Regions from separate parts of the Homo sapiens genome. Here all the other regions are linked to region 3. Evidence: chromatin loops called from intact Hi-C (ENCODE). Cell type or tissue: PC-3. All regions are shown on one strand.

Region 1 (8,000 bases), 230 kb before region 3:
GGTGTTCTTCATTGATAGCATTCCCACACATATAAGGATATGTGGATCTCAGACGTGTAACCACTCCATTTTGGTTTTACCTCTTTGTTACTCTCTCCCTGAAATATGGTTTACATTGCATCCTTTTATATTACTGTATTTCACAAGGAAGACATAGTAGAACATTTTTCTCAGCATGACTGTAAATCCTAATTGTTTTTGAGCCTGGCTCATCTTAGGTGTCATTGTGGGGACTCCATGAGTTACCACAAACATCTTTGTGATGTTAATAGATGATACAGCTTGATATGTCAGTATAAGAATTTTCTCCATCATAAGATTTAGAATTAAAAGGGGTTTTCAAGACTATATATATTATCCAAGCTTTCAACTAATAGGTTTCTAACCATTTTATTATGCTGATCTCCAGATTTATAATCATGTATTGTTATTAATTTATGAGATGATTTTATGTATGGTCTTTCAGGTGCTTTTTATTTGTGAAAATAAAAATAAGTATATTTTTAGGAAAGCTGGAGCACCTAATGGATATAATAATATCCTACAGTTGTTAGGCAATTTAAGATCTTTTCAGCTGATTGTAGCATAACTTTAAATGGCCTTAAATTGAGATACGTATCCAACTTGTTCACCTGGACAAATTTTCTGTTAGATGCTTGGCTGTAAGTAGCAGGAAACTCCAACTCAACTGTTTTAAACAATAAGGGAATTTTCTTTTCTTCTGTAACAAGAAGTCCCGGGGCATGGTGGCTCTAGGGTTGATTAATCCATCAGCTTTTCATCAGGGACCTGGCTTCCCACCATCTCTGTCATTCTCAGTGGATCAGCTTCTTCCTGAGGCTAGCTCTTCTCATGGTCATGAGATGATGCTACTCATTAAAAGAAGAGGGAGGGTCAGCTGGGCGCAATGGCTCACGCCTGTAATCCCAGCACTTTGGGAGGCTGAGGCAGGCGGATCACTTAAGGTCAGGAGTTCAAGACCAGCCTGGCCAACCTGGTGAAACCCCATCTCTCCTAAAAATAGAAAAAATAGTTGGGCATGGTGGCGTGTGCCTGTAATCCCAGCTACTCGGGAGGCTGAGGCAGGAGAATCACTTGAACCTGGGAGGCGGAGGTTGTAGTGAGCCAAGATCATGCCGCTGCACTCCAGCCTGGGCAACAGAGCAAGACTCCGTCTCAAAAAAAAAAAAAAAAAAAAAGAAGAAGAAGAAGAAGAAGAGGGAATGTTTCGTAATGTGCTTCTCTTTAAAACTAAGGAAACTTTCCTGAGAAGGCCTCTGGTAGTCTCTCTTGCATTTCACTGGCCAGAATTGTGTTGCAGCCTCCTTCCTAAACCAGTCACTGATAGAAGACAGCATTACCTTGCTTAGCTTGGTCTATTCAGGCTTTACTATGAATGACATAGAGAAAGGGAGGTCTCCAAACAAAATCAGGGCTCTCTCAGGAAAGAAAGGCAGAGGGGATAACTATTGGGCAGACCACCAGTCAGGTTAGCTTCCATCGCCCACACTGTTTGTCTTGGGATAACCAGAGTAAACGAGCAGCGGCTCTTAAAACACTTTCTGTAATGTCTAAAGAAACACAACCCATAAAAGGTTTAGCAATGACAAACTACTGTGTTATGACTTTAAAATGGTTACTGAGCATCACGCAGTGTTCAACATTGCTACTGTGAAGTTTGGTATGGTAAGGAGAGAGGCAGATTTGGAGAGAGAAGACCTAAATGTGTTCCTGGACTTCAACGATTACCTGTTTGACCTTAAGTAATGAATCAGCTTTTCTGGATCTTAGTTTTATCATCTGTAAAATAGAGATTTGTCTACCTCAGAATTTGCTGTGAGGATTCAATACAATGTGATGCAAAGGAAAGTGCGTTGTAAATTACTAAGTGGTTCATACATGAGGGAGATTTAATTAAATTAATGAATTTTAATTGGTAAATAAAAGTTGTATGCATTTATGGTGTGCAACATGACATTCAAAATATGTATACATTGTGGAATGGCTAAATCAAGCCGATTAACATATCCATGGCTTCACATACTTATTTATTTGTGGTGAGAACACTTAAAATCTATTCTCTTTCCAATTTTCAAGTGTATAGTACATTGTTATTAACTATAGTCACCCTGTGGTATAGAGATGTTTTGAAAGAGGAGCAATAATGTGCCATTTATCCAAGCAAAAATCTCCACACCAGTCTTGGCAGTAGACCTGCAGAGGCTCTAAGGGAAAACAGCTGGAAGGATTACAGCTAATGAGCAGGCTTTTCAATGAAACAAAGCTGATTTAGTAACAACCCAAACAAAGTTAGTCTCTTCAGGCATTTTTTTTTTAAGTTAATAAGTTCAGGAGGGAGTTTAGATGTGCAAATGTGGTTACCTGGGCTTAAAGGTGATCAGGTGAACAGGAGTATATTGGTTCTAATTAAGGAGCACTTGACTTGTATTTTAACATAGTTAAAGCTGAAATCCAAAGCGCTTCATTTCTACAGCAGGCTTGCCTCTTCATTATAGCAAAATCTTCACTCAGTTCTGTTACCTCATTAGAAAGCTTAGTCATCTATACAACATTCTCACTCACTCACACCTGCATATTTCCTATACCTCCAAATGGCCTACCAGGAAAATATCTTTTTTCCTAATTAATAAGTTACTGTGATCTCAGTTTCTCTTCCCACGCCCTCAGCACTTCAGAGCTTGAATTATTCATTTCCAGCCTCAGTGCTGGGCTCCAGCTGCTCATATTGAAGAAGGCTCTGTTGACCTTGAGCTTGAGAATTTGTATGTGTTATAATACAGATGTCATTAAAATATAAAATTTACCTGCTGAGAACAACATTATACTATTTATGAAACCATATAATTTCAATAACTAAACTCAGCAAGATTTTATTGCTCTTTCCACCTGCAATCACAGAAGTGCTGACTCATCACTTGAGAACCACAGCTCACCAATGCGCAGCTTCACTAAAAATCTGCAATGAGTCTTATTTTTTCATCATCTCTATGTAACCTTTTTTTTTGTGGCAGTTATACAGCCCCCTTCTAAAAGGTTATAATTAATTAAAGGCTCAAATTAACACCAGGAAAACTTTCATGTCACAAAATCTTCAGTGCCTCCGTGGTTAGAAAGAGCTATATTTTTAATACCATGATGATAAATTAAAATTCAGGAATGTCTTTAAAATTTTTTATAGGTATTTTAACAGTCAATTTCACCTTCTCTGAAGATAGACTAAAAGGAGCCTTCTTTGATGTACTGAATTTCCTTATCTCCCACTCTGGCTTATTTATTTTACTTTATGTTATATACAGATACACACACATGCACAATTTTCTTCGAGATATCAGTCCTTTTTGATCAGAATGCTTAAGTAATTTTGTAATTCTCTTAAGGGTCTTTAGACATAGTCATATGACCATTTATAGTGCATTTCATCTTGATCCCCTCCTCCCAAAAATTGAGGGGAAATAAAGGCTTGCCTCATGGAAATGGACAAATAATTTACCCAATTCCATTTTCACTTTGAACCACAGTTGATATCAATATAGTTAAAAGTGAGATGAAGGTATGAGAACAGCAGAAAACATTAATTGTACGTACACGGGATACCGCTCTGTTTATGTGTCACCAACAATTGCAGAAGCATGGCAATGGCCTGTGAAGTGTCCTCCCGACTCCAACTGTGGTACGAGTGTGTGCACAGAAAGTGAACATTCTTAGAATTCACAATCGCTAATGCCATTCTTATCTGTAGAAGTATTACATCATTTACACATTTTTACTAAGCTGTTAGCCTCAATCATGCCCCGAAGCAGTTATTTCCACAGGTTAATGATGTATTATATAAAGAACGATTTCCTTTTTATTCTTGGAGGATTTGCCTTTTAATTTCATTTAGCAACCATTTTGTCTTACATGATGGAATGTTGTAGGCTTAAATTAACTCTCCAAAGATTGAAAAAAATCGATGTCTGTTAGCTGCGCTTTGAACTATACTTAAACCTTACAAATGGAATTTTCTATTTTCTTTTAAAGGGGAGGATTATAAAGAATATTTGATTATTTTGGTAAAAACAGGCTTCCCTTAGTAAAAGAGATAGTATGTTATGAATGACGTTTATAACCTAATATTATTTAGATAAGGTGGAAAAAAAGCCCCCCCAAACCCAGCAGGACCTCAATGATGGAAGCAAATCTGGAAAATAAGGAAATCTGATAAAACATAAGCCCACCATTTTTGCCTTGTGGTGTGGGTGTTGTCCTTACCTGCTGGAAAACACTGGCAAGTCTGTTCAGTGAGAGGCAGCCGAAGAAGGCTAGCAAATAGATTTATTAATCATTTCAGGAAAAATGAAGAATGCCTTTAAAGACAACACCCTCTTCTTGGCTTCACAGAATCTTTTTAGGTTTTACTGTTAATAAGATTAAACAGGAGATGAGCAGTAAAGATATTGAAGCAGAGTTTTTTTTATAAGAAAAAGTACACATTAAGAATCGGGCTCCCCCACCACTTAGCTCAGCACTGTGTCCACATTCTTCTATTCAGATTTTTTTATTGCTGTTTGCTTAGGGGAAAAAGTCCCTGTTGAAAGAATGCGGGCCGGAGTACATTAGTCACCTTTCCAGTGCTGTTTCTGTGGGACGGGGCCACGTATCCCTCCCAACTCTGTAAGTTCTCTGCTAGTCAGGGCTGGAGACTGCTGCTGGCAGAAACCCAATCTTCTCCTTGCAAATAAAGGAGCCATCTGACAACGCTGTATTTGTTGGGGCCTCTTCTGAACCAATCAGAGACTGCCCTTGACCGACGGGAGGAGGAGAAGTTTATAATAGGATCAGTTTTGTTTGCAATTTGTTTCTAATAGATGCCAATAAGCCAGTTAACTAGGCTCCGGTTAATGGACATTTTATTGTTCCCCCCCTCCCGCCATGGTGCACATGACCTTTCCTTAGAAGCATTTGTGATGCCTGAAAACATGTATCTGCTGCCTGGTAGCCAGAGGGCTTGCTCTGCTCTAGAAAACTTGTTCCCTAGCCCCGAGCTGCAGACCAGACCCAAATACTTTGATCATTCTGTCAGTGGGAAATTTAGAGCAACATTCGGGCTTTTGTTCCATGTGTATTTCTCCAAATGTAATATCTCCCTCAAGAAATCAATGATAAGCTGTTAAACTAAAGAGCATGGTAACATCCACAGAGCAGTAAATTAATGGTCTTTCGTGGATAGATGGTTACAGATTTCATCATAAAAAATGGATAAAAGATTACATATCACACAGAGCGAAACTTTTAATAACTCAACATGACTTTTCTTAATGGGTTTTATTCATTTTAATCATTATAGTGTCAATGATGATTATAGCCTTATTAGATTGTAGTGATTGAAGGGCCTGTTTATGAGATATTGAAAATCTCAGCCTGCTCAGAATAGCCTGGCGGCCTGTGTGGGTTTGATGTGTAACTTTATCTGAAGGAGCAGGGCTTGTCAGGAGACTTTCAATTAATACTTTTACTAAATTGCTCCTGTCTTTAGTGACCTAGGTCACAGATGACTTAGGGATTCCACAACATCAGCTTTCCCAAACAGTTGGGCTACAGCAGTGTAAATCAAAAGAGGTTGTGAGTGTGTGTGTTTAAACGAAGGTAGGACTAGGAAAGGCCTCAAGTGAAGTGGCTTGAGTCCTTCTGTCTCACTTCGCAGCCAGGAGAGTCCTCTTTCTGCCTTACGATGCCTCACGAGAAAGGAGTTCTAATAACGGGATAAAAAGTTGGCCTCAAGAATCTGGAAGTTTCTCCGTTTTTCCCTCCATGTCTGGGCACATGATTAAAATAAAAATCAAGACTCCATTCATGATTAATAAGGTGCTATTTCAGAGAAATGCCCCAAAACCCAGTCATCCTAAAAAAGTTATTATAATAAAGGTGTCAATGTTCCTAAATTCAAAATAATAATAATAATAAAACCTACAGATGAATACCTTCAGTGGGACCAAGATTATAATGCCATCTATTTGATATCCTGATTTAGTATTGATTCTTTAGAATATCTATTTCCATTACAAATAAGTGTCACCTAAAAGTTATTCCAAATGTTTCACTATAATGGATGTCATCTGTAATAGGCCTTTGAGAAGCAGTGTGGTGTGTCATGGTGTTACAGGAGACCTGGGTATAAATTTGGGCTACTTCCTTTACCAGCAGTATGTTTTGGGACAGGTGACTTGAATTGTCATAGCCTCCATTTCTTCATCAGTAGAAATGGGAATAATGATAATACCCATTTTACCTGTCTCCTTTGTAGGGTGACTAACAGAATCAAATGAGTTCACATTTGTGCTGAAAAAACTCTGTTTTCAAGTGAATCTTTAGAATGTCACTAAGATCCAGGAGCCAGGTGATGTGGCTTTTAAAAATACAGGGTTCAGTGTTAGATAGAAAATATCAAGTGATTTGATGAAAATCTGGAAAAGTCAAATTCAATTGAAGTCTAAGTGATTAGGTCCCAAATATTTGAGAATAGAATAATAAAAGTCAAAAGGAATCTAGCAGAGCTTTTTTTTTTTTTTTTGCTTTTTTAGTAGGGAGAAGTGGATATTTGAATGTAAAAAGATAGTGCAAGCCAGTAGGAATGGCTTGGGAAATGCCATACTGTATGGACAAGTGGTCTGTCTCCGTCTGTCAGATGGGCATAGCTGAGAATCAATCTCAGTCCAGACCTTAGCACAGGAGAAGGGAGATAATCACGGGTGGGGGAAGCCCTGGAATTCAGAAGGGAAGAGAAAGGGAAAGAAATGGGGGTAGAGGAAGGACAGTGGCTTACGCCCAAGCTGGAGAAAACGCACAAAATTAAAGGGAACCAAGGGTTGGAGAGGGGGGCAGCTGGTAAGTGGGAACTGAATGGAGTCCATCTATGACAAGGAAGCACACAGCAGGGAGGAGGTGCGGTAGGGAAAGAACATGACCATGACCTTGGGATCCCACAACCCTGGTCCAGTCTTTTTCTACCACCCTCACGATGGCCCCCCAGCTGCCAGCCCCACTCAGTATCCACTCACCACTAAGGACATGCCCTGTGGAGTCAGTCACATTTATATCTGCTTGGGGTAGATATAATCTATGGAGTGGTTGCAGATACTCAGATAATCTCAAAATTTAATTCCCTCGGTCCACAGACTTCTATTCTTGATCTACACACTCTCCCTGGGATAGTCAAGGCTAAGCTTCTCTACACAGCCTTTCAGTCCCCCAACTTTCTCCCTGGGTCCAGACATAACTTTCTAACTGCCTTGCTGGTCATCTTTGCTTAGACATATCCTGAACCTACCTTGTTCTCATCAAACCTGTTCCTCCTCCTGAGTTCCATACCTTGGTTAATTACACATCCACTGGCCCAGGTCACCAATTTTTGAGTCATCTTCCACTCTGTGTGCTTTACTCCCCAAATCCAATCAATCACTAAGCCCTGTCAATTCTAATTCCTTAGTGCGCTGGTTTTAAAATATATCCACAAATTCTTTGACCCTTCTCCTATTGATAGGTGCGTCTGTATTTCTTCCCCTGGAAACTAGACTTTTATGACTGTTTTGACTAATAGAATTTGGCGAAAGTGAAACCATGTAACTTCCAAGAGGCGACTTAGCCTCCACCTTGCTCCTTGGAACGCTTGTGCCTTGGAGCCACGAGGCTTCCATGTTGTAGAGAAGCCCAAACCAGCACATGTGGTGAAACCACATAGAGAGGCCCCGGGACTACATGAAGAGAGAGAGATGGTTGGCTAGGTCCCAGCTACTCTGCCCCTCTGCTGACTACCTGGCTTCAACCATCATTTGACTACTACTATGATAGACCCTGCCTAGAAAACCACCTAACTGAATGGTCCCCAAGTTTCTGACCACAGAGATAATGAGATATGATAAAATGATGGTTAATTGTTTTAAGCTACTAAGTTCTGGGGAAAATGTAACATAGCAAAAGTAACTGGAACATTTACCATCCAT
Region 2 (8,000 bases), 140 kb before region 3:
ATTCCCAAAGCTCCAGTGAGTGTTAGTTTGGGGCCTTTCTTCTTCTGCCCTGGAGAACAGAAGGGAGGCCTGGAGCAGTGGGCCATAGGGAAGTTTCCTTTCTTACTCCAAGAAGTGCAGTCAGCTGCGCCTGCCAGGAAGCTGTTAGGATGGGAACTTTATCTTCGGGGAGTGCTTATACCTTTCTAGCTGTGGATACAACTGTACACAGGAGGAAAGAGTCAAGTGTAACTCCCTATGAAAGAAAAAAAATTTAAAGATAAGAACTAAGAGATGGATACTGAATTGTTCCTAGATACATATTTTAAACTCTTGCTTTCATAAAACCAGTCTCTAAAATGACATTTAATAAGGGAAGACAGCTGCCTTAGAGGGCCAGAGGCTTGGGCTTTGGTGCCATTTCTGCTGTTTACTGCTGTGTGCCTTTAGAAAGGCCACTTAACCCAGTAGAGTGACCAGCTCATCCTGATTTTTATGCTGAAAGTCCCATGTGCCTGGAAACCCCTCAGTCCCAGGCAAATCAAGGTGGGCCTTGCTGGGTCTCCCTTTACTCACTGATAAAATATGCAAGTTGGATTAGTTTTTTTTTTTTTTTTTTTTTGAGACAAAGTCTTGCTCTGTCACCCAGGCTGGAGTATAATGACGTGATCTCAGCTCACTGTAACCTCCGCCTCCCAGGCTCAAGTGATTCTCCTGCCTTGGCCTCCCAAGTAGCTGGGATTACAGGCACCTGCCACTACCACCCGGCTAATTTTTGTATTTTTAGTAGAGACAGGGTTTCACCATGTTGGCCAGGCTGGTCTCGAACTCCTGACCTCAAATGATCCACCAGCCTCGGCCTCCCAAACTGCTGGGATTACAAGTGTGAGCCACCACACCTAGCCAGATTAGATTGTTTCTTAAGTCCCTGTTAGCTGCAGAAAAAACTGATTACCTTAAATTGTTCTATTATTTTGTTTATTTACATATAATGGACTATTTTTACTAAAGGATTTGGGGCAGCTTATAGAGAATAAGCAGTATAAAATAGAAAATAGATTTTAAAAAGCAGGGCCAGTAAAAACATATAGAATAGAAGAACAAGGCCAAGGTTCAAGCTGAAGCAGAGAGATGCTGGACATTGATCCAATAACTATTACAATTGAGTGGCAAATCTGGCTCTGAGCTTCCTGGCAGTCAAAGCAAAAAAACAAAACAAAACAAAAAGCCTAATCTATAATATGATTCATTGTGCATGAGGAAAAGTATTAATTTCTCAGGGGAATAAAAGATTTTCCTGGGATTTGGTCTGAAAGAAATTTTACACATGCATCTTTATATAGAGGATATTGAATTGGTTCAGAAACACTGACTTAACAACGTCTTAACAGTAAATGCAATAATGACCTCACATGGCTGTTTATTGGGAGTCCTTCAATGTAAACAGAGGAGAGTACACCAGAGCAAACTCCGTGCAAATAATCCCAGAGTCTGCCAAAATAATATTGTACAAGATGATATTTTTGGCTTGAAAAAGAGAAAATCTACGTAACTTAGAACACTTGGTATGCTGCATGGCCATCAAATAATCCTCTACAGATTAGTATCTTTCAGCCAGACATTTCCTTGGGATTATAAAAGGGTTACAAAGCAGGGAAGAAAAGGGTAAAACTGTACCTCAGATAGAACCACACTAGGAGTTCATTGGCAATGGCCCTTGCTGGAGGTTGCCCCTGGATCTCTTTCCTCACACCCCGGCCCCTCCCACTCCAACCTCCATGTGGCAGGTCCTCTTTCTTCTCCCCGATGGAGTCCCTTCCTCTTTCCCACAGATCAAATAAAATGTCAGTGCATATGGTGTAGATATCTTCGTATCACTGTCCCAAACTGTTTATCATGAAACCTCCAATTTAGAATTTGATTTGGGTTTTGTCTTTAAATAACAAATGTCTGTTGAAGTGTTTCATCCTAATTAAGAGCTCAAACTTCCAAGAGGGAATTCAGATCTCCACCTGGAACTACAGATGGAATTTTAAGGCCTTGGGTGGTGCTCCAGAGTCCAGGTCAAAGCCTTTGAAAATGAAAACATTTTCCCCCAAGTGCTTATGGAACCCACCATTCCCTGGGTAATGTGGCTGGGGTTGTTGGAAGAGATCTTTCTTTATTTTCCACGGCAAATGCCAACATCTCTGAACTTTTCTTTGTTATATCCATAACACAGATGTAAAGACAGAGAGAAATTAAGAAATTAGATCCAGGTGAAGGTAAATGAACATCTGGCAGAAGCAGGGTCCTTTTTAAATTAATTTTTTTGGGGGGGGTTTATTTTGTTTTTATTATTATTATAAAGTCAACACATGCTTACAATAAAAACTCAAATAAAAAAGAGTAAAAAGTAATACTTCCTTTCCCTTCAGACCTACTTCCCAGAGGAGATAGGAAAGATGCACAGCTTGCATATTTTTCTAGATATGTTCTATTGAGCCATATTTCTGATCAAAGATGATCTGTCAAGGATCTGGAAGCTGACTTAACAAATAACTTGCTATTTTTTCAAAAAAAAGTACAAGATACTGATTGAGCATAAAAGTCATGGTTCTTAACTGAATCTCAAATCAGAGCGAGTACCTTATCATTTGGTCAGTGTTTTTCATAACTAAGACCCTTACTCACCTAACATAGGCTACCTACCATAGGTAGCCTAGTATGACAACAGGGAAAATGTTGCAGAAGAAACACATGTGTCTGGAGCAGTTAGCAAACACAAAGGTTCATTAGGGATCCTGTGAAACTCAGCAGCATATTTTACCATCATCTACAGAAATTTAGATATCCTAAGATATAACTTGAGACACCGTGGCATGAGATGGTAGATCTGTTAGATTAAGATCCTTTAAGATGGTGGGATTCTGCAGGTGGTCATATAGTTCTAAAACTGATTCACCGTTAAGGTTACTGAGTGTTGGAAACTAGAGCATAAGTGGTACCAAATTCAGGAAGAAGAAGTAACAATTTGTCTGACTTCCTTGACTCTTGCCTTATTTTTTATTTTTATGAGTCCTTTTAAGGGAATCAAAGTTTCCCTTTCTAATAAAATATAAGTAATCTCAAGTTAACAGTAATAATGAGAAAAGTAAATAATGCAGTTTAAAACTTTTAGCATATGTACACATGCAATAAAAAACACCAGAGACATGTCTCTGCCTTTCAATTTCTTTATCTGTAAAATGGAAAGAACTTTCCTCATTGTGCTTGCCTGAACTAACAGATTACTGTGAAAAACTTTTGAAACTGTCAACACCATTTGTATTAGTTATCTATTGCTGTGTAACAAAATTACCATATATGTGGTGACTCAAAACTAGACAATCATTTATTATCCTCTGCAGTTTTTGTGGGTCAAGAATTCAGACAGGCCCAGCAGGGATTTCTTGTCTCTGCTTCTCACTGTTAATGGTTTTGGCTGGAAAACTCAAAGCTTCAGAACTGGAAGCATGTGAAGGCTCTTCACTCACATGTCTGGCAACTGATGCTGACTGTTGACTGAAGGTCTAACTGGGACTGTGGATTAGAACACCCACATGTGGCTTCTCCATGTGGCCTGGGCTTCCCTAAAACATGGTAGCTGGGTTCCAAAGGCAAGTGTCCTGAAAGAGCCAAGTGGGAGCTATATCCTATGAGAGGTCACATAGCATTGCTTCCACCATATTCCATTGGTCAGGGTAGTCACACCAAGATTTGAAGAGAGGAGACAGACTCCCATCTCTTGGTGAAGAAGTGCCAGGCATCTTGCAAAAAGAGCGTATGGGATAGAAGAACCTTATAGATATTGCGATTTCTGGAAAATACAATCTGGTACACTATTCAATGGAGAAAGGGTTATTGTTAGTGGTAATATTAATGCTAGGAAGGTTTTTTAGACATGATTATTAACACTCCTCTTTTGTCAGATCTTGGACTATCTCTATGTGCAAAACAGTGAAATAGGTAAGGCTTGTTTTCAAAGATGTGCCCCTGCCCCTAGCCTTCTACTTCACTCTTATATTTATTCTTCCTCTCTCCCAGGGGTTCATCTTTCCATAACACTTCCCAGATTCCCAAGCTCCAGACATTTCTATTTTTCTACCTCCCATGCAAACTCAACCTTTGCTGTCCCCATCCACCAAGGCCTCAAGAGATCTCACTTTCAACCCCACTTGCTAAAGTAAAAATGGTTTATGAGCCATCTCAGAGACAGAACTAATTTCTACAGCATCAGGGCTTTGTGAAAGCAATGTCATATGCCAACACATATCTTGGGGGACCAGTAAAGCCAGTAAGGTTCTTGCACTGTAAAGGAATTTGCTCCTTGCTTCAGAAGAGCCAAAGCATGTCCTTGATAGACACCAGAATGTTACCTCTTGTTATCTGTGGAATTATGGGTGACTTTTACTTTATCCATTCATATTTTCAATCTTTTATAAGTTTTCCACAAAGAATGTGTATTGATTTTGTCATTTGGAAACAAAGCTATTTTTTAACAGCTTTATTGAGATATAATTCACAGACCATACAATTCGCACACTTAAAGTGTACAATTCAGTGGCTTTTAGTGTATTTACAGAGGCGTGCATCCATCACCACAATCAACTTTAGAAACATTTTTATTACCTCCCAAAGAAACCTCACACCCCTTAGCTGTCCCCCTTAACTCCTCATCCCCCATTTTCTGTCTCTATGGATTTGCCTGTTCTGTACCTTTCATGTAAAAGGAATCATATAATATGTGGTCTTTTGTGACTGGTTTCTTTCACATAGCATAAGGCTTTTCAAGGTTTTATGGATTATAGAATGTATCAGTATTTCTTTCTTTTTATTGCTGAATAGCATCTCATCATATGGGTATATCACATTTCATTTATCCATTCACCAGTTGAGAGATGTGCCAAATCTTTACCCCTGGAAGTGAGTCATAGGAGCCAGAATTTCTCTTCCCCAAAGTGAGTCATAGAACCTAGAACTCCTCTCCCCAAAGCAAGCCATAAAACCTAGGATGATCACTCTCCCTCTTCCCTTCTTCCTTGAAGACTCTCATCCCAGAAGGATCTTGCCCAATCCTCAAGGAAGGAATGCTACACAGAGAGGCCAAGAAGGATTTGAACAGACAGGTCTTGCTGGGTTCCCCCTCTCCATCTATTACTATTAGATCATACCCTTTTAATCTAATCATATTTCTGCATGGCCATCCATTCTTCATTAAACCTAAGCATAAACATACAAAATTTTCCCTGGTTTTTGGATCTTTATTTCTGAAGGCTCCTATGTCACGTAAAACTTTGATTAAATAAGCTATTATGCTGTTGTCTTGTTAACCCAACTCCTGCTATAGGCGTGTTGGTTGTGATTCTTATGATGGGTGAGGAAAGGTACCACACCTTTCCACCCCTACAGGGACATCTGAGTGGTTTCTGTTTTTTGCCTATTATACATACTACTACTGCTGTGGACATTCGTTTATAATTTTGTGACTGGACACACATTTTCATTTCTCTTATATATACACATGTGAATGGAATTGTTAGACTATGTGGTAGCTGTTTAACCATGTGAGGAACTATAGGGCTGTTCTTCAAAGTTGGTGTACCATTTTACATTCCTACCAGCAGTGCCTGAGTGTTCTAATTTTCTCTACATCCTCCCCAACACTAAATTATTACCTGTCTTTGCGTCTAGCCATCCTACTGGGGTGTATCACATTGTGGTTTTGATTTGTATTTCTCTAACTGCTAGTGATGTTGAGCATCTTTTCATGGGCTTGTTGGCCATTTGTGTATCTTCTTAGGAGAAATGTTGATTCAAATTCATTGCCAATCTTTCAACTGGATTGTCTTTTTATTACAGTAGTCCCCCCTTATCCACGGGGGATATGTTCCAAGACCTCCAGTGGATGCCTGAAACTGAAAAGAGTACCAAACCTTATATATACTTTGCTTTTTCCTATGCATACATACCTGTGTTAAAGTTTAATTTATAAATTAGGCACAGTAAGAGATTCACAATAACTAATAATAAATGGAACAATTATAAAAATATGCCAGCATCACTACGATTGCACTTTGGAGCCACTATTTAGTAAAACAAAGGTTACTTGAACACAAGCACTGCAATATTATGACAGTTGATCTGATAATTAGGAAGGTTCCTAAGTGACTAATGGGTGGGTAGAGGATACAGCGTGGATGTGCTGGACAAAGGGATGCTTCACTTACCCGGTGAGGTGAAGCGGGGTGGCATGAGATTTCATCACACTGCTCAGAATGGCCTGCAATTTAAAACTTATTAATTGCCTATTTCTGGAATTTTCTATTTAATATTTTCAGCCCATGGTTGACTGTGGGTAGCTAAAACTGCAGAAAGCAAAACCATGGACAAGGAGGAACTACTGTATAGAATTGTAATTGATCTTTATATATTCTAGATACAAATCCTTTACCAGATGTGTGATTTACCAAATTTTCTATAGATTGTCTTTTCACTTTCTTGATGGTGTCTTTTGGAGCATAAAAGTTGTAATTTTGATGAAGTCCAGCTCATTTGTTTTTTTCTTGTCCATGTGCTTCGATGTCATATATATGTAAAAAAATCATTGCTTAATCCAAGGTCACAAAGATTTACCCCTATATTTCTTCTCAGATTTTTATACTTTCAGCTCTTACACTTAAGTTTTTGATCAATTTTGAGTTAATTTTTGTATATGCTGTGAGGTAGGGGTTCAACTTCATTCTTTTGCATGTGGATATCCAATTTTCCAGCATTATTTGTTGAAGAGACTATTTTTTCCCCATGGAATTGTTTTGACACCTTTGTCAAGAAAATCAATTGACTAGAAATTCAGGGGATTATTTCTGGTCTCTCAATTTTTATTTACTGATCTATATGTCTATCCTGAGAGAATAACTCACTGTCTTGATTATTGTAGCTTTGTAGTGAGTTTTGAAGTTGGGATATGTGATACTCCAAGTTTTTCTTTACTTGCAAGGTTGTTTTGACAGAAGACATACAAATGGCCAACAGACATATGAAAAAATGCTCAATATCACTAATCATCAGAGAAATGCAGATCAAAACCACAATGGATATCACCTCACCCCAGTTGGAATGGTTGTTATCAAAAAAGACAAAAAATAACAAGAGCTACTGTAGAGAAAATGGAATTGTTAGACACCATTGGTGGAAATGTATTATGGAAAGCCATTATGGAAAATAGTATGGAAGTTACTCAAAATATTAAAAATAGAACTACTATATGATCCAGCAATCCCATTACTGGGTATATATCCAAAGAAAAGGAAGTCAGTATATCAAAGAGATAGCACTCCAATATTTACTACAGCACTATTCACAATATCCAAGATATGAAATAACTTGTGTCCATCTACTGATGAATGGATAAAGGAAATTTTATACACACACACACACAGAAATACTATTCAGCCATAAAACAGAATGAAATACTGTCACTGGCTAGGTGCAGTGGCTCATACCTACAATCCCAGCACTTTGGGAGGCCGAGGCAGGAAGATCACTTAAGCCTGGGAGCTGGAGACCAGCCTGGGCAACATAGTGAAACCTCATCTCTACTAAAATTAAAAATTAAAAAAAAATAGCCAAATGTTGTGGCATGCACCTGGAGTCTCCAGCTACTTGGAAAGCCGAGGTAGGAGGATCGCCTGAGCCCAGGAGTTTCAGGCTGCAGTGAGCCATGATTGGACCACTGCATTCCAGCCTGGGCAACAGAGTGAGACCCTGTCTCAAAAAATAAAAATAAAAGAAAGGGAGGGAGGGAGGGAGGGAGAAAGGAAAGAAGGAAGGAAGGGAGGGAGGGAAAGACATTCTGTCATTTGCAGCAACATGAGTGAACCTGGAAGACATTAGGTTAAGTGAAATAAGACTGGCACAGAAAGATAAAGATAAACACACTCTCATTCTTGTGTGGAATCTAAAATCATTGATCTCATAGAAATAGAGAGTAGAACAGCGGT
Region 3 (8,000 bases):
CCATGAAAGATGATTAAGATTATATATACTGGTAAGAAACGACTAGGGACAGAGAAAGAAATTCTGTGTAAAGTGATCTGCAAAAGCAAACGCATAAAGGCGAAAAAAGTAGGGAATTTGTGCAGAAAATTGTAAGTAGCTGAATTTAGAACAAACAAAACTCCAGATACACTGACTCTCATTTAATCTTCAAACATGCCATGCCCTTTTCTAATTCTCAACTTTGAATACTATCTCTTCTTGGAATGTCCTCATCCAGCCCCATAATACATGGTAAACATGGATTACTTCTTCAGGAAAGCAACTGCCTAGCAATCAGATCTGGTAAATGTGGATGACCCTAACTACATCATCGTCTTATCATGGAACTTCTTTATATCTCTGTTATGGCAATTACCGATCCATACTGTAACACAGTATCTTTTTCCATGCCCATCTCACTGATTAGACATCGTCTAGACTAGACTAGAGTATGAGCTTCTTGAGAGCAAAGACCATGACTTATTCTAACAAAGTGGCTGATATATGCATTATTCTAAAAACAGGAGTGGAAGAAGTATAGGAAAAAAGGAACGAGAAAAATTCTGTAAATTTCCTTGCATGTATTTAACAAACTTTGACAGGTAGTGCAGAACCAGAATATGTCACTGGCTAAGAGAAAAATGTAGCGGCAGACTCTCTAAGGCTGTGTCCTGTCCCACAGAGTAGCTACTAGCAACATGTGGCTGCTGAGAACTTAAAATATAGCTAGTTCACATTCAGATGTGCTTTAAGTGTAAAACACACATATTTCAAAGACTTAGTATGAAAAAATGTGAAGTATCTGAATAAATTTTATATTGATTACATGTTGAAATTATGTTTTTGATATACTGGGTTAAATAAAATGTATTCCTGAAATTATCCTCACCTGTGTTTCTTATTACTTTTCTAATGTGACTACTAAAAAATTTTAAATTACACATGTGGCTTATATTACATTTCTATTGGACAGTGCTACTTTCAGAATTTGAACCTAAAAGATTAGAAAAACTGAAATTGTAATATACTATAGAGGACCAAGAGCTAGAGCTGGTTTTACTGAAATGAAAAAGTTTGACTCCAAAAATGAGCTTGATTGAAGGAGTCCAATAAATAAAAATGCAGATCCAGAAATCAGAAAAGTCTGTGATGGAAATACAGAGTTAGAAAATCTCTTTAGAAATTAGATAGTTGGAATTTTGGAAAAGCAGGTGAATCCCCAGAGAAAATTTCAGATCCCACAGCTTAGAAAAGGGGAGGAAGAGATAGCAGGTGATTTTTTTTTTCCTCAAAGGATAGGATAGGAGGGGCTGGTATCCCACGAAGAATCTCTGAAATCATTTCCCACAGAAATATGATGCTAATTGTGTTATAATTTAGGGATATTCTCAATATATGTGAGGTTGAAAATAATAGGGACCTAAATATATTAGAAAATATTTTTTCCAAGGAAAGTACATTCCAAACTCCAAACAGGTAACTCTTTACCTTTTTTATTTGTAAACAAACAAGCTTGCAAGTTAGCTTCTGTCATAACTAAGTACATAGATAGGTTCAGACATGCAAAACTTTATTATTGCTGCTCTAATAGAGAAAAAAAGTGGTTATGCACACCTCCCCCTCTAATAATAATGAAATTTACATACTGTACTCAGCCACTGGAACTAATACTTGAAAAGAGCCCCCAAAATATAGTTCAAGTTCAAAATCCATGTATCTTCCACATCTCTTATTTTTACCAAAACACAAGCAATCTGGAGCTGTTATAAGCAAAAGACTGTTTTAACAAAACTCAATTTCTTCAAAATAGAGCTATGTACATACAAAATGAACATACCATTTTAAATTATAAAATACATTTTCCTCTCATTTAGGAGATTTAATAGAGAACTGTTTGTATTCCCAGTGATATTATAAAGCAGGTAATCGAGAAGGGCAAGCTGACTACTATTCTTATGTGTTCAGACAGAGCTCAACTTATTGGACAAAGGCTTATCTTATCTTTTGTAGATGAGAGTTCTAGGATATCCCATGACCTTCCCTAATATTACAAACCTTAGCATTATAAAATTATTTTACTTTTCCCAGAATAAAATTAGAAAGCCAGATACTCTGCCAAATAGGTTTTTTAATTGGAAATTTTAGCACTCTTGATTTATTTGTCAAGAATCTCTGGACTTACAGTGTAGCTGAGAACATAGGTATACAGTAATTACAATGTAGGTGAGACCCTAACCTGTCATGGTGCTTCACAGGGAGGGTGACTTTTACCTAAGGAGAGATCACAGGAGGTGGCATCTACATTGGGACTTGAGTAAATAAGGTAAATATTTAAGAATTAGTGAATAGTCCAGTTTGGTTAGAATTTAAGGCATGTGGAAAGAAGTAGCAGAAAATAAGAATGGAAAAGTAAGTTGGATCCAGAGTGTGGAGAGCCTTGAATGGCAGGCTGAGAAGGAAGACTGGGCTGGACTGGGTGAGCATCAGGAACCAGAGAAAGTTTCTGAACAATTTATCAGAAGTATATCTTGGGCAGACTGAAATCTCAGAACAGTGAGGTGGATATAACTGTATAGCAGTGGCATAGCAGCAGGGATGGTAAAAGCAGCAAGAAGTAGAGGAAGTCCGAGCAATGGTGTGATGTGCCTGCTTTCTAAGAAATAATGCACAGGGCTGTTTTCAAAAAAAGGAAACACATGTGCACATGTTGTTTTTTCCCTAAGATCATGAGGCCTCCTCTTGAGCAACTAGCCTAGCCTGTAAGGAGGAAAACAGTTTTTATCATGTAAGTACGGAAATCTGCTTTTTCCTGAATGGATTCTGGGCTGGACAGCCTGAAGACAGCCATCTGCTCGCAGCAACAGCAGCAGCAGCATGCTTGCTTATATGCATACAATCTTCCTTTGCACTGCTGGTTGGCTCAGCTCAAGTTGCCCACCCTAGGATTACTTTAACATATGCAGTAAAAGTCACATTCTTCTACTCATTGAATCAAGGCTGGAAAGCTTGAGAAGAAACATTCAATCACTGACAAAATAAAGTGGAAAAGGAATCCAAAGGAGGGAAGGAAAGAAATAAGACAGCAGAGAAAGGGATGGGAGCAACGGAAACCAAGAATGAAGCAGGAAGACAAGACATGAGGGAGGAGGAGGAACTGATCATAACCATTACACCTATGTTCACTTAAAAGTAATTGTTATTTAGAGTAAAACTTTATTTCCAAAAACTGTGTGGATGTGGAGGCGGTAACAAGGTTAATTATGTCTCATAATTAGTAATTAAGATTATATAACAAAGCCTTTGGCAATGTTCTATTCTAATGATGGAGGGCCAACATCAGAGAAATATAATAGTGCATTAGCATAACCACATATGCAAAGTACACAAAACCATTTCCAAAGTTAACTTGTCATTGAATGATTAAATATGAATTCATAATTAGAAAAATCCACACTGTAATTTATTGGCTCTCCTGACTGTTCTGGTTCATTAAAAGTTGATTACTAAACAGTGACCTCTAGTGGCCCATAATTTTCCAATGCTATATTGTTTCTCTTAAAGAGTCAGCATAGATTTGAAGAACCTATTTACCCTAAATAAGGCAATTACTTTGAAGATGTTAATATTCCTTTTCATTATAAAGGGAAATATTCCTTTTTCCTATACTTAGCTCCTTAAAGTATATTCTGGCAAATACAAAATGCCAAAAAGCTCTCCTGCTTCTACCCAAGTGTCACACATTCATTAACAAATTATGATCGAGCACCTATTTGTGAAACCGTGGGGCTGGGTGTTTGGGGTATTTTATTAATAATTAGAAACTGACTTCACTAATTCTTTACTATCCAATAAGAAATGAAATCAACATTAATACAATTGTCATGCTACTATCTATTCACTGCCTATACACACGGGACACACTGAAAACATACTTGATTTTAAAATTCAAAGACACCAACAATTTCTGATTCAATGCATACCAAATTACTAAGGTTTATCTTAAAAGGCAATAGATTAACAACTGTAAAAAACAAATCCAGCTCATCTCTTAAATTTTTCTTAAAGAGATTTCTATAACAATGACCTTTCGGAAGAAATTACTTCTACAGCACATTTGTGAACTTTCCAAGCATCATTTCTCTCTTTTTTTTTTTTTTGAGATGGAGTTTCGCTCTTGTTGCCCAGGCTGAAGGGCAGTGGCATGATTTCGGCTCACCACAACCTCCGCCTCCCGGGTTCAAGCAATTCTCCTACCTCATCCTCCCAGGTAGCTGGGATTACAGGCATGCGCCACCACACCTGACTTATTTTTTATTTTTAGTGGAGATGGGGTTTCTCCATGTTGGCCATGCTGGTCTTGAACTCCTGACCTCAGGTGATCTGCCGACCTCGGCCTCCCAAAGTGCTGGGATTACCGGCATGAGCCACTGTGCCTGGCCAAGCATCATTTCTCTCTTAAAATGAATACAAATCTTTTTAAAAGACCCATATCCTTGTAATAATAATTTATGTTAAATTTAAACCCAATTTAAAAATCCATAAATATATTTGTTTTTATTACTTGCAACCCAGGTACACTCATTATGAAAACAAGGTTTCAGAAAGGCTCGCAATATAAAGAGAAGACTTTGGGTGTGTTATTAAAAGGATTATATATCCCTTCATCCCCCCAAATCAGTCAAGATAATCATCCTCGTTCCCTAAAGTAGTGGCAATGCTGTAGCATCCTTTAAGAATGTAGGTAAGCCTCCAAAAAAATTTGAGATGTAAATAAAAGAAACAAATATACTTCCCTGATGTACCATTGCTGCAGAACACATGGGTGTGGAGTGCCAATTGTTTCTGTAATGATTTAATATAGTAGCTGGATAATGAGTTGTACCTTCTGCAACAACTGAATCACCATTTAATGCTATTATCAACAGTTCATGACCCACCAGCAAGAAATGTCAACCTGATTAATCTAAACACTGCTGACCTCAAAAAAAACCTTACTCCTCACAGAATACTGTTATTAGCATCCATTGTTCATTAGAATGAACATATATAAATCAAATCATTAAATAGTTTAGAGAGTTCAGTATGCTAATTTTGCTAAGTGAGAGTTAATAGGGTTCTGAAAATGTGGAGCTGAAGACATTACTTAAGCATGAATATTTGTTAAAACTAAGAGAATCTTTTTTTTGAAGATACATTATTTTATAAGTTCAATATGTCAATGAAAATATTTGTTTTCTTAGTATTGTACATTAGGGTTACAGTAAGATTTCATTTTGGTTCTAAAGTTCAATGTTTAGATTTTTTTTTTTTTTGAGACAGTTTCGCTTTGTTGCGCAAGCTGGAGTGCAGTGGCACGATCTCAGCTCACTGCAACCTCCGCCTCCCAGGTTCAAGCAATTCTCATGCCTCAGACTCCTGATAGCTGAGATTACAGGCGCCCACCACCACACCTGGCTGATTTTTTTTGTATTTTAGTAGAGACAGGGTTTCACCATGTTGCCTAGGCTAGTCTCAAACTCCGGAACTCAGGCAATCCGCCTGTCTCGGCCTCCTGAAGTGCCAGGATTACAGATGTGAGCCACCGCGCCCAGCCAAATTCTTACTTCTTAACATAAATTTCAAAAATAACCAGATTATATTTAGAGCGCATATTGGACACTGATTTTTACTAAAAATAAAACCACATTTTTTTTTGTTGTTACAATAAGCTAGGTCTTCAGTACCCACAAAAGTAGTCAAACTCTGCTTCCTTGCACCTGAGTTGAGAGGTTAGGACTCTAAGAAAAGCAGGTGCAAGCAGGCAGAACAAGTCAAGATTCTCTATAACTGAATACTACACTTCTTAAAAAATAATCAGACTCTATATGGTAACCAGAAAGATTTAACCTAAAATTAACAGTAAGAAAATAATCAGACAAATCAAGAATGAGGAACATTTCATAAAATAACTGGTCTAGACTCCAGAAATGTCAAGATAGATTATTTTTATTTTTAAAGGGAGGGCATGGGAACTGTTTTAGATTAAAGAAAGATGAAGAAACAAAACAACTAAATGTAACATATGAACTTTTATTAGATGCTGGATCAAAGAAAATTAGAAAATCCAGTTATTTGGGGGACAACTGAGAAAATTTGAATATGGGTTATATATTAGATGGCACTGAATCAAAGTCAAATTTCTTGGGTGTGATAGTAGTTTTGGAGTTATGTCCCTATTCTCAGACGATATATACTAAAAGTATTTAAGGCTGAATGGTTCCACCAAAAACAAAAATTATGTGGCACGGGGCTGAAGGGGGCAAGAGAGAACACATAAATTGAAATTTAAAATATAACAAATAATTACATAGCAGAGCACTGATACCACACATAAAGAGAATCTCTATACACCCATTATTTAGAAATGTTTCATGAATTCTATTTTTACTGTGTCTTCCAAAAGGGCAGAAAGTGAAGGAGGAAAAACTTTGGTCCCAAATACCAATGAAGGTAGTTATCTTTTGATTTACAAAAACAGATATTTTATTGAAACATCTGAGTCAAATTTCTATAAACTGAATACTTAACCATTACTTCGTATTATTACATTGCTGAGTTACTCTGTATCTCCACTTTAACAAGCAGGTTTACTTATGTGCTTTCTGTCTCTAGTGGCTCTGAGTTTGCCCTGGCAATAGCTTTCCAAGTAAATGACTAACCACATTAATGGTGTTTGTTCTGGGGTATCCACCACAACATTACGTTTAGAAATGACCTAGCTGAGTTCTATTTTAGGGTTGTCCTACAAATAAAAACACAGCCACCAAAAAAGCAGCGAGGTATCTTTACCATAATACCATTTGACTCACATTAGTAAGAACTGCAGGATTCATGGACTGGTTCTATAACCTACTGCCATGCTACTAAGTTATAGCCCAAGAAAATCCATAGTACTTGCTCCCATACAAAAACCGCACTGCATGTATTTCAAAATACATGAGAGTCTGTTTGAACAGCCACACTTCTACAAATTAGGATTAAGGGAAAAGAGATATAGAACTAAATTAAAATACATGTGGCTGTTTTCTACGATTTTTCATGAAACACAGGTGTCAAGGAAACAAACATGTTTCCCCTGATTTTAATGAAAGAAATGCAATCAATTATATTGAGACTATACTAGGCATTTCTCAATACAAGAATCATGCCCAGATTCACTTCAGTGAGAAAAAGTGATGGAGCAGGCAGTTGAACTCAGGTCTTCCAAGTAGCAGTAATGAGTAAAATGAACAGTTCTGGATTTGTACAGATCTATTCACTTGTGAAACTGCCACCAGAGAAATTCATTTGAAAAGCAAAGCTTAACCACTTAGAAATCAGAAAAATCTCAGTTCCCAATAACAACAACAACAACAAAAATCCAGATAACTAGGACTGTGTGCATAAAAATGCTAGGAAAAGTTTTCAGGTGAGGATAGTTACAGTAAATCAGCAGAAAACTCTTTAAATGAACATTGTAAGATGAACAGTTTAGCTCCAATTTGATCATAAAACACAAGGAAAGATTATTTATTAAGCTCTTCAGAGCTTGTACTGCAATTTATATCTTTTTTACCAGAAAGATTCATTTGTTCATTTATCCATTCACTCATCTATCCATTAAACACAAGACTGAGTGCCTACTATTGGATTATGTATTGTTACAGGCATTGAGAATACAGCAATGAGCAAGAGAACAAATCTTTGGTCTGTGGAGTTTACATTCTAGCAGAGTGGTTCTCAATCTCAACTACCTATTAAGGAACAACTCCTAGAAATTGATTTAATGGGGAAGAAGGTAAGAGAGGTGGAGATCAAAGCAGAAGTAGAAAGGCTGACTTCAGAGACCACTGCTGCTTGGCCAATTCTAACAGGAGGATAGGCAGAGTACATGCATACAAATGCATGCAGGTTAAGGGGTAGGCGATCATGTGGAAGTTCTTTCACGACTGTGTCTATTC

What was found. A loop is a pair of places that touch in the nucleus more often than their neighbours do. Peaks named below come from ENCODE experiments on the same cell type or tissue, not always from the same donor. Only the 100,000 strongest peaks of a DNase experiment are listed, where the experiment ranks them.
Region 1: it touches region 3 in a loop (6-fold over the local background); 2 of 110 quality-filtered maps call a loop at or near these places.
Region 2: it touches region 3 in a loop (2.8-fold over the local background); 3 of 110 quality-filtered maps call a loop at or near these places.

What each region holds. Positions count from the first base shown.
Region 1 is chr7:27,342,438-27,350,437 of GRCh38, forward strand. It overlaps LOC107986733 (a long non-coding RNA gene), which reads right to left and starts at 4,333. Exons shown (of 3, transcript XR_001745009.1): 1 at 4,273-4,333. In PC-3, no CTCF peak of the experiment used is centred here; DNase peaks (open chromatin) are centred at 4,674 and 7,374; H3K4me3 peaks cover 2,121 bases; H3K27ac peaks cover 2,499 bases.
Region 2 is chr7:27,437,670-27,445,669 of GRCh38, forward strand. No RefSeq gene overlaps it. Among named protein-coding and RNA genes, the nearest start is that of TSL, 170 kb to the right of the region's middle. In PC-3, no CTCF peak of the experiment used is centred here; a DNase peak (open chromatin) is centred at 4,982; H3K27ac peaks cover 1,533 bases.
Region 3 is chr7:27,573,003-27,581,002 of GRCh38, forward strand. The region is part of intron 4 of HIBADH (3-hydroxyisobutyrate dehydrogenase); the gene reads right to left. Among named protein-coding and RNA genes, the nearest start is that of TSL, 39 kb to the right of the region's middle. In PC-3, a CTCF peak has its summit at 3,546 (motif pointing left); a DNase peak (open chromatin) is centred at 3,539; H3K27ac peaks cover 392 bases.